2 separate regions of the Homo sapiens genome follow, and region 1 is linked to region 2. A link is an interaction called in ENCODE POLR2A ChIA-PET data of the cell type or tissue named here. Cell type or tissue: GM12878. All regions are shown on one strand.

The links. Peaks named below come from ENCODE experiments on the same cell type or tissue, not always from the same donor. Only the 100,000 strongest peaks of a DNase experiment are listed, where the experiment ranks them.
Region 1: POLR2A ChIA-PET joins it to region 2 with 5 read pairs; 1 of 35 experiments calls an interaction of 5 or more read pairs at or near these places.

What each region holds. Positions count from the first base shown.
Region 1 is chr13:48,040,517-48,048,516 of GRCh38, reverse strand. It overlaps NUDT15 (nudix hydrolase 15), which reads right to left. Exons shown (of 3, transcript NM_018283.4): 2 at 7,401-7,597; 3 at 1,296-2,857. The coding sequence ends at 2,718. Among named protein-coding and RNA genes, the nearest start is that of NUDT15, 6.8 kb to the right of the region's middle. In GM12878, no CTCF peak of the experiment used is centred here; no DNase peak of the experiment used is centred here; H3K27ac peaks cover 227 bases.
Region 2 is chr13:46,606,449-46,614,448 of GRCh38, reverse strand. The region is part of intron 1 of LRCH1 (leucine rich repeats and calponin homology domain containing 1); the gene reads right to left. Among named protein-coding and RNA genes, the nearest start is that of LRCH1, 57 kb to the right of the region's middle. RefSeq lists an enhancer at 6,528-6,587. In GM12878, no CTCF peak of the experiment used is centred here; no DNase peak of the experiment used is centred here; H3K4me3 peaks cover 862 bases; H3K27ac peaks cover 2,086 bases.

The DNA of each region.
Region 1 (8,000 bases), 1.4 Mb before region 2:
TTTCCATTGAAACACATTTCATGTCAAGTTGGTTGAGTTAAAAAACAAACAAACAAACCTCACAAGCTTTCAATGAGTTTGTCATTGCCTTCCAAGTAGCTGGGACCACAGGCATGTGCCACCATGCCTGGCTAATTTTTAAATTATTCATAAAGACAGGGTCTCCCTGTGTTGCCCAGGCTGGTCTTGAGCTCCTGAACTCAAGCAATCCTCTCACCTCAGCCTCACAAAGTGCTGGGTTTACAGGTGTGAGCCACTGTGCCAGGCCTTGTGATGAGTTTTTGAAGCTATAAAATATCTGCATGGATAAGTACTAACATAAAGAGATATCTTAATGAATTACCAATGAACTGTAGTTGAGATAAACCTATGAAAGGATTTAATCCATAAGCTCGCCTGCTTTCTTATCAAGCTTCACATGTCTATCACTTAGGAGAAGCCAGGGACAGGGATTCAGTCAACTGAGGGACTGAATTTTACTGAAATTAAGTAAAATGAGGAAGCAAGCAACAGAAGGACATGGAATAATCAAATAGGAGTAGAAAAATTAGTGTGAAATTAATCCATATATCCAAAGAACAAGGCATACATACACACTTATTATATTTGAGCTCTTCAAACATTTCAAAATCATGCATCTAACATCAAAAATATGGGCAGGGCGTGGTGGTTCATGCCTGTAATCCCAGCACTTTGGGAGGCCAAGGTGGGCAGATCACTTGAGGTCAAGAGTTCGAGATCAACTGGGCAACATGGTGAAACCATCTCTACTAAAAATACAAAAATTAGCTGGGCGTGGTGGTGCATACCATACCTGTAATCCCAGGTACTCAGGAGGCCGAGGCAAGAGGATCCCTTGAGCCTGGGAGCTGGAGGTTGCAGTGAGCCGAGATTGCACCACTGCACTCCAGCCTGGTTGACAGAGTGAGACCCTGTCTCAGAAAAAAAAAGAAAATGAGATTTCTACATGACAAATTATACAATGTACATATATAATTTTGAAAAAGCAAACAAGAAAGAACTTAAAAAATGATACTCACTGGAAAAAGATTCCTTAGCAAGTATTATGATAGTACTGGGGTCTTTTGAAAGAGCAAAATTCAAAGGTAATCAACTCTAAGAGAAGCACAGGATTTCACAGAAGTGCGCTCAAAATTAAAAATGTGAGCTTTTGGCCTAATCTGGCAAAAATTTGGATCCCTTTGTACTCTTAAAAATTACCAAGGACCACAAAGAGATTTTGTTTTTGTATGGTTTTATCTAGAAATATTTATCATATAGAAATGAAAACTGAGAAATTTCTTAAAATTTTTATTAATCATTTGCAAGTAACAAGAACCAAGTATATATAAACACATAAAAACATTTTTGGCAAATAGCTAATTTTATTTTTTTCACATATTAAAACCCACTAAAAATAACCATTTTTCTAACTAACCACAACAAAAATTAGTGAGAAGAGTACTGCTGCTTTACATTTCTCCAAATCTCTTCAATGTCTGATGACAGACGAAAGCTGGAATCTTGTATCTGCTTTTGCATTCAGCCTATTACAATATCACACCAGATAGCCTCTTGAAAACTCCTCTGCATACTCATGAAAAAATGAGTGAAAAAGATAAATGATGGCTGGGCGTTGTGGCTCATACCTGTAATCCCAGCACTTTGGGAGGCTGAGATGGGCAGATCACTTGAGCTCAGGAGTTCCAGACCAGCCTGGCCAACATGGTGAAACCCCGTCTCCACTAAAAATACAAAAATTAGCCAGGTGTGGTGGTGGGTGCCTATAATCCCAGCTACTCGGGAAGCTGAGGTAGGAGAATTGCTTGAACCCAGGTGGCGGAGGCTGCAATGAGCTGAGATCGTGCCACTGCACTCCAATGTGGGCAACAGAGCAAGACTCCTTCTCAAATAAAAAAAAGGAAAAGCTATAAATAGTGAAATGATGTCTTAGTGTTATAAAAACAGCTTTGACCTAGAATACCCTTGAAAGGCTCTTGAGGCCCCCCCAGACCACACTTTGACAACCACTGCTCTAGACGAATCTCTTCATATATATGAATCTCTTCATATAAGGACCCTGGACCTCAGAAAGAGTAAGTGAGAAACTCAACATCACAGCCTATTAATAGCATGATACAGATATTAGATGGTTTGTCTCACTTCTCTTGGTTTAGATTCTCAATTGGAAACCTGGGAAATACACCCTAATGACCTGTCCTATTCCCTGTAAGTTGCAAAAATTGTCACAATATATTACCCTCTCCCCAACATTTCTTTAATAAAAGAGGTAATCAACAAATTTGGTAAATTTTGCAACAGCCATACTCTGTTTGAACCTAAACTACAATATTTGAATTCAGGTCTCTATTTGAACAGAAACACTAAGGCAAATTTGACTGCATCCTACTCCATGCAAGCTAGTAATGACAAACTGCACAGTAAATATCATAGGTAAATATGGAAAGCAGATTACCCATAATATCAGTATTTATCATGTATTCTGTGTCTGGAATACAATTCAATGACATATTTCAGAAAAATTTTCTCAAGTACTGGCTGAAAGAGTGGGGGATACATTAAGAGACTGCAAATAAACTGGCAATCACAAGAACTTTTTTAGATAAAATGGAGTTGTTCCGAAATGTATACATTTTTCATTCCCTAACCAGACCTTATTCTTGTCTTTTTAAAGAAAATCAAATCTTCTCGGCCACCTAGAGATGATTTCCTTTGTATCCCACCAGATGGTTCAGATCTTCTTTAAATGGATCATAGCCTTGTTCTTTTAAACAACGCAGTCCCCAGAAAAGCTGGTCCAGGGGAGGTAGTTCTTCCCAAGGAACCCACTCCCAACCTAGAAAAGAAAGATGCTAAATCAATTTATTTAGATAACAGAAAACAAAGGGTGTTTATTTGGGTAAGCTAACCTATATTTAGAAAAAATTAATTGAATTTAAAAATAACTTGCTACTAATAAACTCATAGTGATGCTTTGCATTTGCTTGGCTATACAAATATAATTTGCATGTAGAATGAAGGTCTTATGAAGAGAATGGTGGTCATTTAAAACATTGTGTTATTTGAATGTGAAGCCCAGTTTACAAAGGCTATGCCATGGTAAACCCAGATTTAGTATTAGTCAATGTTTATGTAAATATTTTTGTAAAAAATGCAAATAACGTTATATACTATAGGTTATACTACATTAAAATAAACCACTTCCTTCACCTATAAAATAAAGTAGATTACAAAGTTTCTAAGATATCCTCCATCTCTTAAAAAAGTAGAAAGCTGTGCAGAGGAAAATAAAATATTGTACCTTGGTATATTTTAAACAAATACAGAAGGAGATGATTTTTAAAAATCCATTGAAACAAAGATTTAACAGTGTCTATCAGTTATAAAGTACATGAAATTCTAGAAAAAGATTCTAGAGAATGGTGTTTCTTTCATGATTTAAATGTAAATAACATAGACGCACAGATGCTTATGACAAATACCTACATATTATATTAAGATACACACTCCATGTTCTAGTTTCTTTATGATCACCTGTTTTTACTATGTGTAAGCACTAAGTATCTTTCTGTCCATAAAATACAGGTATATAGGTACGTATTTTCACTTTGGGAATGCAGGGGCCGAAAATCCATGAAACTGGAATAAGTACAGGAAGAGTAACTGTGATCAGTAACTGTGACCATACACTAATGAGGTGGGGGCGGGAGGGGGAGAGGGAGGGCGGGAGAGGGAGAGAGAGAGAGCGAGAAAGAGAGACAGACAGACAGACACAGACAGACTGAGTACCCAACAATGTGGTGCAAGATGCTTAATTAACCAGGTCTCCAAAAACCCATCCATGAAGTTTACCCCATCCCCTAGAAAATGAAGTGTCTGGATGAGCCTCCGAACTATAATTAGATGGTTGGAGGAAAGATGCACTAAATAGTAAACTGAAGCAGGCTACCCAGATCCAAGGCCTGAGGAGCACGGGATAGAGAGACTGTGTCTTTATCCTAGAAATAAAACAAAGACCCACCAAGTCCTTGTACCTTGGCTAGGCTGCAGCTGGTTATCAGTGTAGTTGGTTATCAGGCTGCAACTGGGAATAAAGTGAACATAATTCCTGCTGTATTGTTACTAACAGATATAGAGCAATAAATGTTTTTGATCAAATCTGATTTGATGCTAGTAATCTTGGACCTTGTAAATCATACTGCTTTATTTGAGACTACTAGCAAGGTTCATGTCAGGGAGTTAACAAAATGAAAGTGAACAAATAAAAAAGTTACATAAATGAATTTTAAAAACCACAAAGCATGTAAAACTACTCCTAACTACTATATCCTAAGAGGAATAAAACAATACATATAGTTACATGGTTATAAAAACTCATGATTTAGTACTTAAAGTAGAATAGTAATCTTATGGAAGTTATTAAAAAGTAGGGCAGTCTAGTACTAAATGACAGCTTCACAGGAAGAGGTTGGCTTGTATGTTCATTCACTGGGTCCTTCCTTCCTTCAACATATTTTGAATTCTGATTATGAGTCAGACACTGTGTTTGGCAGGGAAGAGTTCAAAATGTATAAGCCAAAAGAACTGTTCTTTATAGATTCAAAGTTCAGTAAAAAAAATAATGAGCATAATTTGAAGTTGAGTTGAATTTGAGATGCCTTCTGAACATTAAGGGAAGATACTTAGAAAGCAACTGGAAACACAGGCCCGCAGCTCAGAGGAGTGAGATTCAAAATTATAACTTGCATCAGGATTCCCCAACTCAAATCCCTACAGAGGCTAGACAGGGCAAAAAGAGGACTGAAGAATGAGGAAGCACCCAGAGGTGGCTTGGTGAGAATGGTCAAATAAAGCTTGTGGGACAGTCAGTGACCTTGGTGTTTTCTCTATAGCACCTTCTCTAAAAATGAAGGCTTTCTATATCTGCTTCCTGTGAAGGATACTGAATTTAAAAAAAAACTATTCCATCATATTTGTCTCTTCTAGTCTCAGCTTTATTTGCCCATAGAAAAAAGAAAAATAAGAAAATGTTTAGTCCATTTCTTCTTTTTGAGACAGGGTCTCACTCTGTCGCTGCTCAGGCTGGACAGCAGTGGTGCAATCATAGCTTACTGCAGCCTTGATCTCCCAGGCTCACATGATCCTTCCATCTCAGCCTCCCAAGTAGCTGGGATTACAGGCATGTGCCACCACTCTGGCTAACATTTTTAGTTTTGTAGAGACAGGGTCTCACTATGTTGCCCAGTATATGTGTGTACATCCCTTTGTCAGAGACCCTTCCTAACCACCCTATCTGATACAGCACTCATATATCCCTTTCTTACACAGCTTTATTGCTCTTTTTAGTCCTTATTGCTACTATCATAAAATATCTGTAATCTGTCATTTCCCCCGCCCACTAAAATGTAAAGTCCAAGAGGGCAGGGACTTTGTTCTACGCACCATTGTTTCTTTAGTGCCTAGAACAGTGTCTCAATACTCAAAACACTGTACTCAATAGGTATCTGTTGAATGAAAAGATTCTTCCCTATTAGAGAAGAAATTAAATGTTTAGAGGGGAGGTTCAATACATAAGACCACTTGGATAAAGTTTCATATGGCAAGGAATATATTCAAAAAGTTTGATATTTTTCTCTTTAGTTCCTTTTCTGACTGTTTTATGAGAATTTGAGGAGAGATGGTAAACAGAAAACCCTTAGAACAATGCTTAGCACACGGTAAATAAACTTTCAGTGCACTCAATTCAACATAGAGGGTAACAGATAATGAAACCACCTTTGCAATATTATAACAGTGAGAGATATCTAACAAAGCTGACTCCACCTTGCTTCTAACCTCACAAACTGTCTCCTCATTTCTACACACAGGCCAACCTAACTATGGGAGGAATTTAGTTTACAGTTTAACTTTAAAGCAAGGATGGTAATAGTCCTTTCCCAAAACTAACCCCCTCCTTGTTAAGGGACCAAAGCTGCTTTTGTAGAACTAATAAAAGGCCACAAGGTTAAAATTATGGTAAGGGCCAGAACTCTATTAATAAAGATGTAGGCATAGTTAAACTCTAACCAGGCATCATTTTATAACTTGCTTTTTTGTAACTGCTTACTGCTCAGGAAGCATGTAGCCCGTGGTCAAAAGATTTATAACTTTCCTATTTACACCTACAGATGACATTGCTATTGTAAAACCTAAGACTAGTGTTTGAGATATTTTTCAGACTTTGCATTCTAATGGACCAACTGGTACCACCCAAATCGGTAAGCCACACAAAGAAACTGACTCAAGTGGTCCTGTGAACCCCCCATCGAGGAACTGACTCAGCACAAGAAGACAGTTTTGACATCCGTATGGTTTTATCCCCAACCCAACAAAGCAGCATTTCTCATTCCCTAGCCCCTTGCTTGTCAAACCATCCTTGAAAAACCCTAGCCTCTGAATTCTCTATGGGTAGGATTTAAGAATTATCTCCCGTCCTCCTCATGCAGCTGCCCTGTGATTATTAAACTCTTTCTCTGCTACAACTCCTACTGTCTCAGGGTACTGGCTTTTTCTGGGTGGCAGGCAAGAAGAACCCAACTGCTGTGAAACAATAATTGTTTTATCAGTGTAATTATTTACCGTAAATGGATGGTATTAACTCTCCTGCGCAGGTGAGAAAACTGAGTAAAACAGATAAAATATTTTCCTTAAAATTACTGCCTGAAACAAAATTAAACAATAACAATAAAACTTACTGTGTTCACGAGGTTCTTCGTATGTAAATCCTTACAAGAATCCATCCAAGGTACTTATTATTATCACGGATAAGAAAAGAGGCCCAGGCATGAAATAATTTGCCCAAGGTCACAAAGCTCTAAGAACCAGGACACAAACACAGTCTGGTTCCTCATGGTCCAAATATATTTACCTATCTATATCTCTATATTACATCTCTACATTCATATATCTTAGGCTATTTGGACTGCTATAACAGAATACTTCAGACTACATGGCTTATGAGCAACAGAAATTTATTTCTCAACAGTTCTAGAGACTGGGAAGTCCAAGATCAAGACACTGGCAGATTCCATATCTGGGGAGGGCCCACTTCCAGGTTCACAGACAACGATCTTCTCTCTGTATCTTTACATCATGGAAGGGGTCAGGGGTCTCTTTTATAAGGGCATGAATCCCATTCATTATCTTATGATCTAATCACCTCCCAAGGGCCCCAACCTCCTAAAACCTCGTCATGGGAGTTAGGATTTCTACATAGAATTTTGGGGGAACACAAGCATTCAGACAATAGCATTCTCTTCATATGGCAACATACTGTAATATTCCTCCAGACCACTTGCTCTCCTGAAAGAAAAATGCATGATTATATATAATTCTCTTACTTTCATTTTTTTCAGGCTCTACATTCTTTGGTTCTGAATCATGAGTCACATCCACTTCTCCTTTCATTAATATAGTAACATAATGGTAATTCTCCTTCTCAATGAAAGAATTCACAACTGAGGCAAAGTGAACATTTTTCAGGTGAAGAGCTGCTTCTTCCCAGGTTTCCCTTTGAGCACATTCTTCCCAGGTTTCACTGGAAAACAGAAACAAAAATTAGATTAATTCTATTTTTTTATATATACACATGTGTGTGTATATATATGTATATATATAAATGTATATACGTGTGTGTGTGTGTATATATTTTGCCATGAAATTCTTGGCTAGAAAATTCTAGTGTAAAACAAAAAGAACTGTAATTGGTTCCTGCTTTAAAACAACAAATCAGCTGGGCATGTGGCTCATGTCTGTAATCTTTTGGAAGGCCGAGGCAAGAGGACAGCTTGAGTTCAGGAGTTGGAGACCAGCTGAGGCCAACATAGTGAGACCTCATCTCTCAAAAAAAAAAAAAATAGCCGGGCATGGTGGTGCGTGCCTATGGTCTGTGGTCCCAGCTACTCAAGAGGCTGAGGCAAGAGGATAGTTTGAGCCTGGGA
Region 2 (8,000 bases):
TTGTTTGGCAGGTATTTGTGACTTCATGATTTTGTATCCTCTCTAAGTCCTTTTCATATTCTTTCTCCTAATCTTTCTCTAACAATTTCATCTCCCTGGAATAGACAAAAGGCCCCCAGAATTCAGTGATGGCTAACTGTCACACTATACTGCCTCAAAAGGCATAATCGGGAGGGGCAGGGAAAATGGGGAGATATAGATCAAAGCATACAAAGATGCAGTTATCTTGGATGAAAAAATCTAGAGTACCACACAAGTATTGTCGTTAATAATATTGCATTATATATTACAAATTTGCTATGATAGTAGATTTTAGGTACTCTCGCCACAAAAAAAGAAAGGTAACTATGTGAAATGATGGGTGTGTTAATTTAATTGTAGTAATTACTTCACTAGGAATATGTATATCAAATATCATGTTGTATACTTTCAATACATACAATTTAAAACAAAAAAGAAAAAAAAAAGGCCTATTAACGAAGGCAGCTCCAAGAGATTAAAAGCAACCTGGCTCACCTAAGGAAGTGTAGGAAGTGCTGATGAGGCAAAATAACCGGCTAATGTTTTTAATGTCGGAAAGAAGGTGTTTGGATCAGGCCACTTCAAAAGCCCTGGAGTGGAAGATAAGAATTTAGAGGACATTTAGGAACATACCAGACTTAGAGAATAACTTCTGTGGTCACCCTGCTTATGTTGTATATGTTTGAATCGTTACAGCTACAAGCTATCAATGACCCATTTCGAAATGGCTCAAGTCAGGTTCTGCAACACACCAATTAAATCAGAATCTCTGTGAGTAGAGCCCAGGCATCTGGATTCTAAAGCTCCCAGGGTGATTCTAATGCGCAACCAGGCTGAGAAATCACAGCATCAGCCAATCACGCTTTGGGCCTCAGGTCTTAGACCACTTACCAAAACCACATGGGAGGCTGAGTCCTGAGCAAAGCTGAGGGCTTATCATTAAGGAAGGGAGAGGGAGGGAGGGAAGCGTTGATGGCTGATGGGGAAGGAGCAGAGAGTATAAATACAATTTTAGAAAATCTTTTTTTCTTTTTTTTTTTTCAGACGGGGTCTCGCTCTGTCACCAGGCAGGAGTGCAGCCGCAATCTTGGCTCATTGCAACCTCTGACTCCCTGGTTCAAGCAATTCTCCTGCCTCAGCCTCCCGAGCAGCTGGGACTACAGGCACGTGCCACCACGCTCGGCTAATTTTTGTCTTTTTAGTAGAGACAGGGTTTCACCATGTTGGCCAGGATGGTCTCGATCTCCTGACCTCGTGATCCTCCTGCCTTGGCCTCCCAAAGTGCTGGGATTACAGGCGTGAGCCACCACGCCCAGCCCTAGAAATGCATTTTTTTAAAGAAAATTAAAAACCTGGTAATATTTGTTACGGTGATCTGAAATAATAATGTACAAATTACAGGTTTCTGCAGTTTTTCATTTGTTTACAACAAATCATATTATTCATCAATGCATATATATACATATATGCTAAACTGGGAACACATACGATTACTTCATCATTTCATTCTGTGACTTCAATAGGTTAAAATGACTGTCTTTCTTAAATTTCAGTTCCTAATTGGCCAATGTATAAACAATAAAATATGCAGCCTTAAAGATAAGCAAGGAAGATACCTTTGTTACCTTCAAAATGATATTGTAATCTGTTTTTAGAGATCATCTGCTTAGCCAGCAAGACATGCACAAGGAGTTGGAAACTTCCCTTTTTTTCATAATTTTGTTTTGAAAACTCATAAACAAACTCATTCAAAACAAACAGTCCCAGCATGCTAGCTATACGTTTTCCCCAGAAAATACAAAGAAGAAAAGAGAGTGGTCCTTGGAGTGGTCTAACTGACCTCATTCCAAGAGGGGTGCTTCAAAATTGAGACATATGAGCCTATCTCCCCAAAGAGGCAGGAGATTCAACAAAGCTGTGAGCTCTTCTGATGAATTTACATTTGGAGCCCACGACAGAATAGGCAAGGTGGCACAGCATTATGTCATGTCAAGTTACTTCTTGCTTATACATATTTAAAACTACAAAAGAGGAACAAGTATTCATAATTATTTTGCTCATTAATATGTTCATACCTTCATAACCGTGTATACAAAATATATACATTTGTATTGAAGGTGTTAACTTTAAAATTCAGTGAACCTAAAGGTATTGCTTGCTCTGTTTTATTTCATTGCATAACTAATAAAGTTTATTTTATATATATATTTAATTTTAAGTTCTGGGATACATGTGCAGGATGTGCAGGTTTGTCACATAGGTAAATGTGTGCCATGGTGGTTTGCTGCACCTATTAACCAATAAAGTTCATTTATATTGTTTAAGTATTTTCATCTACTCTTTAGCTATATAACAGGCTGTCGGTTTTGTTTTGCTGGGGAAAAAATGAGGTCCCCTTAAGGGCAAGATTTGCCATGTTGTTTTTTAATGATAGTGGCATTTAGTATTTAGTATGGAAAGAGTATCTACTTTACCTCCTAGTACTGAAAGCCACATACTGACAACAATGGCAAATGGTGCCCTATGATCTTTTCCTCAGTTAGCTCTAGGGCAATGCCCAATAACAGAAACATTATGTAAGCCACCTATGCAATTTCAAATTTTATAGTCATCACAATTTTAAGAAGATAACATTATTTTAATAGTACATTTTATTTAACCTAATGTACCAAAAATATTATCATCTCAACAAATAATCAACATTTTAAAATTACTTATTGTATATTATTCTTTTTAAATACTAAGTCTTTGAAATATAGCATGTATTTTACACTCACAGCATATCTCAACTTGGACATTAAATTTTTACTGGAAATCTTTTATCATAAACTTTAGAGATGAAAAGGTAAGCTCACATATTCAAGTTGTTCCAATCATATATATTGGATATCAATTTTAAAGTTTTGATTAAAACTAAATACAATTTACAATTCCATTATTCTGTCACACTACCATCTCTCATGTGTTTTTGAGCCAAATATCTCTATTGGCTATAGTACTGGGTGGCTGAGCTCTAGACTAGGAGAGTACGATGGTGCTTGAACACCACCCTGCTGTTCTCCAGAAGAAGTGGTCCATACCCCAACCAGAAGAACCCAAGGAAGGAAGCTGAAGAAGGAAGCTGTCACAGCTCAGGCCCAAATAATGTTCATTCCAATGCGGGAAGCTGAGAACCACAAACCCTCACTAGCATAAACCGATGGTGTTCAGTAAGACCCTTGGAGGATCTGCATGAGGATCCAACTCATCATGTGACAACTGCAAAATTGGTTCTCAGAAGCAAAACCAACCGGGGACACTAGCACCAGAATCTTATCCTAAAGCTTCCTAAAGCATGGTGTGATTAACTGAGATGAAAAAATCTAAGGCCCCTAGATCCCAGCACCTCTAGAGCTGTTTCTAACTTTGGTTGCAAATTCCCTCCCAAATAACATTTTAGAGTCACAGTTACCTGTTGAATACACATGCTAAGAGGATCAGTGATTATTCTGATAAATTACATTCTGTACCATTTTTCCTAAGCCATTTCCAGTCACTCTTATAAATGCTGCTTACCTAAATGCCCTGCAGTGTAGTGGGTGGTGCAGAACATGTCAGACGGACACATATCTGAAAAGATACTGTGTTATCGCATGTTTATAGCTGCACAATTCACAACTGCAAAAATATGGAACCAGCACAAATGCCTATCAGTCAACAAGTGGATAAAGAAGTTGTGATATATACATATACAGAGATAGATAATGGAATACTACTCAGCTATATAAAGGAATGAAATAATGGCATTCACAGCAACCTAGATGGAACTGGAGACCATTGTTCTAAGTGAAGTAACTCAGGAATGAAAAACCAAACATCCTATATTCTCACTCCTAAGTGGGAGCTAAGCTATGAGGACACCTATTCCCCAAAAACCTACTGAAATTAAAAAAAAAAAAAGGAAAAAAAGATATTATCTTTCAGGAGGAAGATTTGGGTAGATAACTTAATAAAATATTACAAGTTTTTAAATAAAAAATATATAACTATAGTGACCACAATTTTCCCCAAATTAGAAAAAAGGTGAATTACACAGCCTAAAAGAAGTAGAATAAATCAGCACTACCCTAGGAAATCTGCCTTTGAACACAAAACAGTGAGCCAAAAAATGTATACGATCACATACAATTATGTGTTTAAATGCAAGTTAATCTAAATGATTAACTTCTACATATGTTCAAAGGGAGACATCTTTTGGATTATCATTTCAAACTCTCTCCCAAATATTAATAAATCTTCAACAGAATTTAAAGTAAGGTCTAGAAAGTGAGCATTCCATTCCCTTCTCTTTCTTTTCATTTGATTTTGATGGTGAAGCTGATGAACAGTACAAGGGCCCAACTGCCGGCCATGACAAAAAGGAGAAAAAGAAAGTGGAGAAACTAGTTCCTGGACACCTTGGATGTCACAACTCACAAAGGTCAATCTTTTTTTCTTTATTCACATGCCTTCCTTCTATACAGACACTTGTTTAACGCTTCCAATGGGGCCCCTTCCTGCCCGTAGGCAGCTGTGTGTGTCTGGCAGCCCCTGAGCCCAGGCTCCATCTGGTCCCCGCCTCCCCGCTCATAGGCTCTAACCTCTCTTTCATGGACGTGCCATAGTTTGCTTTACTTTACAGCTATAAATTTTTAAAAATTACTTAATTATTGCCTGTCACTCCCTAGACTGTGGGTATCATGAGGTGGGGAACACCTCTGTTGTGTTCACCCAGTAAGCACATTTCCTAACACACACACCTTCACTCAGGGAGTGTTCAGTAAGTCTTTTGGTTGAATGAATTAGTTTACTATTTGGTTAATAAATTTAAGACCTTTTTTCATTCTAAAATTTTAAAACTCTCTATGAGACCTTCCTTTAAATAAAGCTTTCACCTTCAAAAAAAAATATCAGTAGCTACATGTTTATAAAAACAGACAATTTATTTCCTTGTGCCCTCGTTGCCAGCATTACCAAAATGTAGTTTTTAATCTTAGAGATTATGCAACTGAACAGCAGTGGATACGAGTGGTACACAAGCTTGAAGAAAACTGATATCCACATATTGGCAATGGAACTGTCACTCCCTAAGAATGAAGAATGTAGATGCTTTGTTCAAGGCAAAAACCCTATAACTCTGTCCCAGAACAACATTGCAAAATGGTGAAGGCATATGGGCCTAGTGCTTCATGCCCAAATATGGAACAGGTGACAAAGAGGCCGAGCACAGCAGAACAGACACTGCTTATGACCACTCTGTGCAGAAAATGCTCACCTGGTTTTAAATTGTGGCAACAAGTTAAAGGACACAAATAGCTAACTTGAAGTCAGCGAGCCTTTGTGGACATTAAGAAAATGCCTGGGTGGAGGCTGCTTGTACCTGGTTCACTCAAGGGTGCCATACAGCTCGGGAGGTCAATTACATGATATAATACATGCTTCCCCTCATGAGATGAGCAAGTGAGGGAAAAGCAAGCTCCTAACAGAGGATGAAATTTTGTTCTGTCAATTTTCTTTAAGGAGAATGCATGCAATGTGTACTGCAGTAATTTCTAGAGAAACTTAAATTTCTGTAAAGTAACTTATGGAGTTAATTGTCAATTACATGAAAAAGAAATCTATTTTTAGAAACCCACTACATTATACCAAAATCAGTCCAAGTTAAAGACTGCACATTATTAACTCTTTTAGCAAGAGACGAGCAAAAGTAACTAAATTTCAATGGTATCCTTTTGCAACTAAATTTCACCCTCTTTACTGTAGTAGTAAAAGAGGAAACAGGGTGAAGGAAAAAGGCACAGGTTATACTAAAAACCCTCCAATCTGTAAACTCAGGAAAATTAACTTGGCTTCTTTTCCTGCAGAAGGATGGATAACAAAATCATGTTTATCAAATACTTGTTATTAAAAGACTGTATGACACTCTACTAAGCATTTACTTCTTTTTTCCAGAAATTACTCCAATTCTGTCTTATGGTCCTTTCCTCACACTGAGTGGAAATACAAGTCAATGTTACCCCAAATGACACATGGCACCATCAGTGGAAACTATGATGGGCCACAGAAACACAGTGCGTATGTCTCTCTTTAATTCCAAAGCAAATCAGCTCTAATGATGAGAGTACCATCTTCCATCTCCACACCACATCTGGAGGTCGCACAAGAACACGTCTGCACTTTTCTGCCCTGTGACTCGTGTGAATGCAAGGGATTGGGAATCAAACCTGAGCCTGGACTAAGAGAAATAAATTGGATCCCAAGTTCTGGTAACTTTGGAAAGGCATCTGTGACCTATGATGCCCTTCACAAATCACTGACTTCCTGGGTCACACCCCAGGGTCGAAGTGCATCCCCCACAGGTCCCAGCCTCCTGCTTTGATCAGAAGGTGATTCATCACCGGTAAACTCTGGCTGCAAACTCATATCTCCTGTGGCCTTCCCACATCCCTCCCTGCCCTCAGTTCTGCTTCATACAAATCAGTAATTATTAACTATATTAGAGATGAACAGCCCCACTAAGCATTGCAGATCCTTCCCAGGAGCTGAAGCTCTCCATTACAAAGGGAACTGTGCCTTTGCGTCTCCACCCTTCCCTGCCGCACCCCTCACTCGCCAGGAAGTTGCTCACCTGGTTAATAGATAATAAATGACAGTCATCTTCCTAAGATGTCTGAGATCCTCAGATTTTATATTACACTTTCAATGAAACTAATACAAGTGTTTAACAGAGCGAGACTGTGTCTCATATTAAAAAAAAAAAAAGAAGAAGAAGGAAGAGGAGGAAGGGGAGAAAGAGAAGGAGAAGGAGAAGGAGAAAAAGGAGAAGGAGAAGAACAATGAATCATGAGGGCAAGAAGGTCCTCACTGACTCTATTTATTCATCATTTATGCACATGGTATTTCCAAATAAAAGAGCCTTGTTTCTATCTATAAAAAGGTCTAGTCTTTGTTTTTAATAATCCCAAATTACAGAAAAGCACCAAAACAAAATAAAAATTCAGCCTAAACCTCACCACTCACAAAAAAAGGTCTCTTCTAGATAGCTCTCTTTGACAGTACTCACAAAAGAGACCCCTTCCAACAGGTTTGTGTAAGTGGTTTTTTGGTTCACCACAAAATGAATGGCAGCAAAGTAAGCCTGGGAAGTTGTCCTGCATTTTCTCCGAATCTGTATTTGGCTATTTGGTATCCATCAATTACAGGGCAAGTTAACAGCCAAGTAGTTTCCATCTCCTCTGTGATCTAGCTGAGCCACCTCCTTATCTAACTCTCAGTTACCCAGCCCACATTTCCCCTGCCCTAAATCTCTCAGGGCCAGGAACTGACAACTAAAGACCATCCCAGCGCCTAGCCAACCCCAAGCTGATTCCTCCAGTCTGCCTTGCCTTTTCCATAAAAACCCAGTAAAGGCTCTGGCCTCGGCTTTCCCCTGACTCCCATCTCTTCCTCTTCACCCAAATAGGTGCTTCTCCTCCTGGCCCTGTGTGGCATGGAATGCCCTCTTCTCTTAGGAAATGTGAGTAATAAAAAAAAATTTCTTTCTGCCAGGTGCTGTGGCTCACACCTGTAATCCTAGCACACCAGCCGAGGCAGGAGGATCACTTGAGGTCAGGAGTTCGAGACCAGCCTGGCCAACATGGTGAAACCCCATCTCTACTAAAAATACAAAAATTGGCCGAGCGTAGTGGCCCACGCCTGTAAGTCCAACTACTCAGGAGGCTGAGGCGGGAGAATAGCTTGAACCTGGGAGACAAAGGCTACAGTGAGCTGAGATTGTGCCACTGTACTCCAGCATGGGCGACAGAGTGAGACCCTGTCCCAAAAAACAAAACAAAACAAAACAAAACAAGACTTATTTCAATGGACTTGTCCCCTCTGTGTCATCATTCAGTCATCTCTGTAAGTTAAAATCCTGTGGGTAGGAACAACACAGAAGGGGGGAAATGCTATAAATATCACCT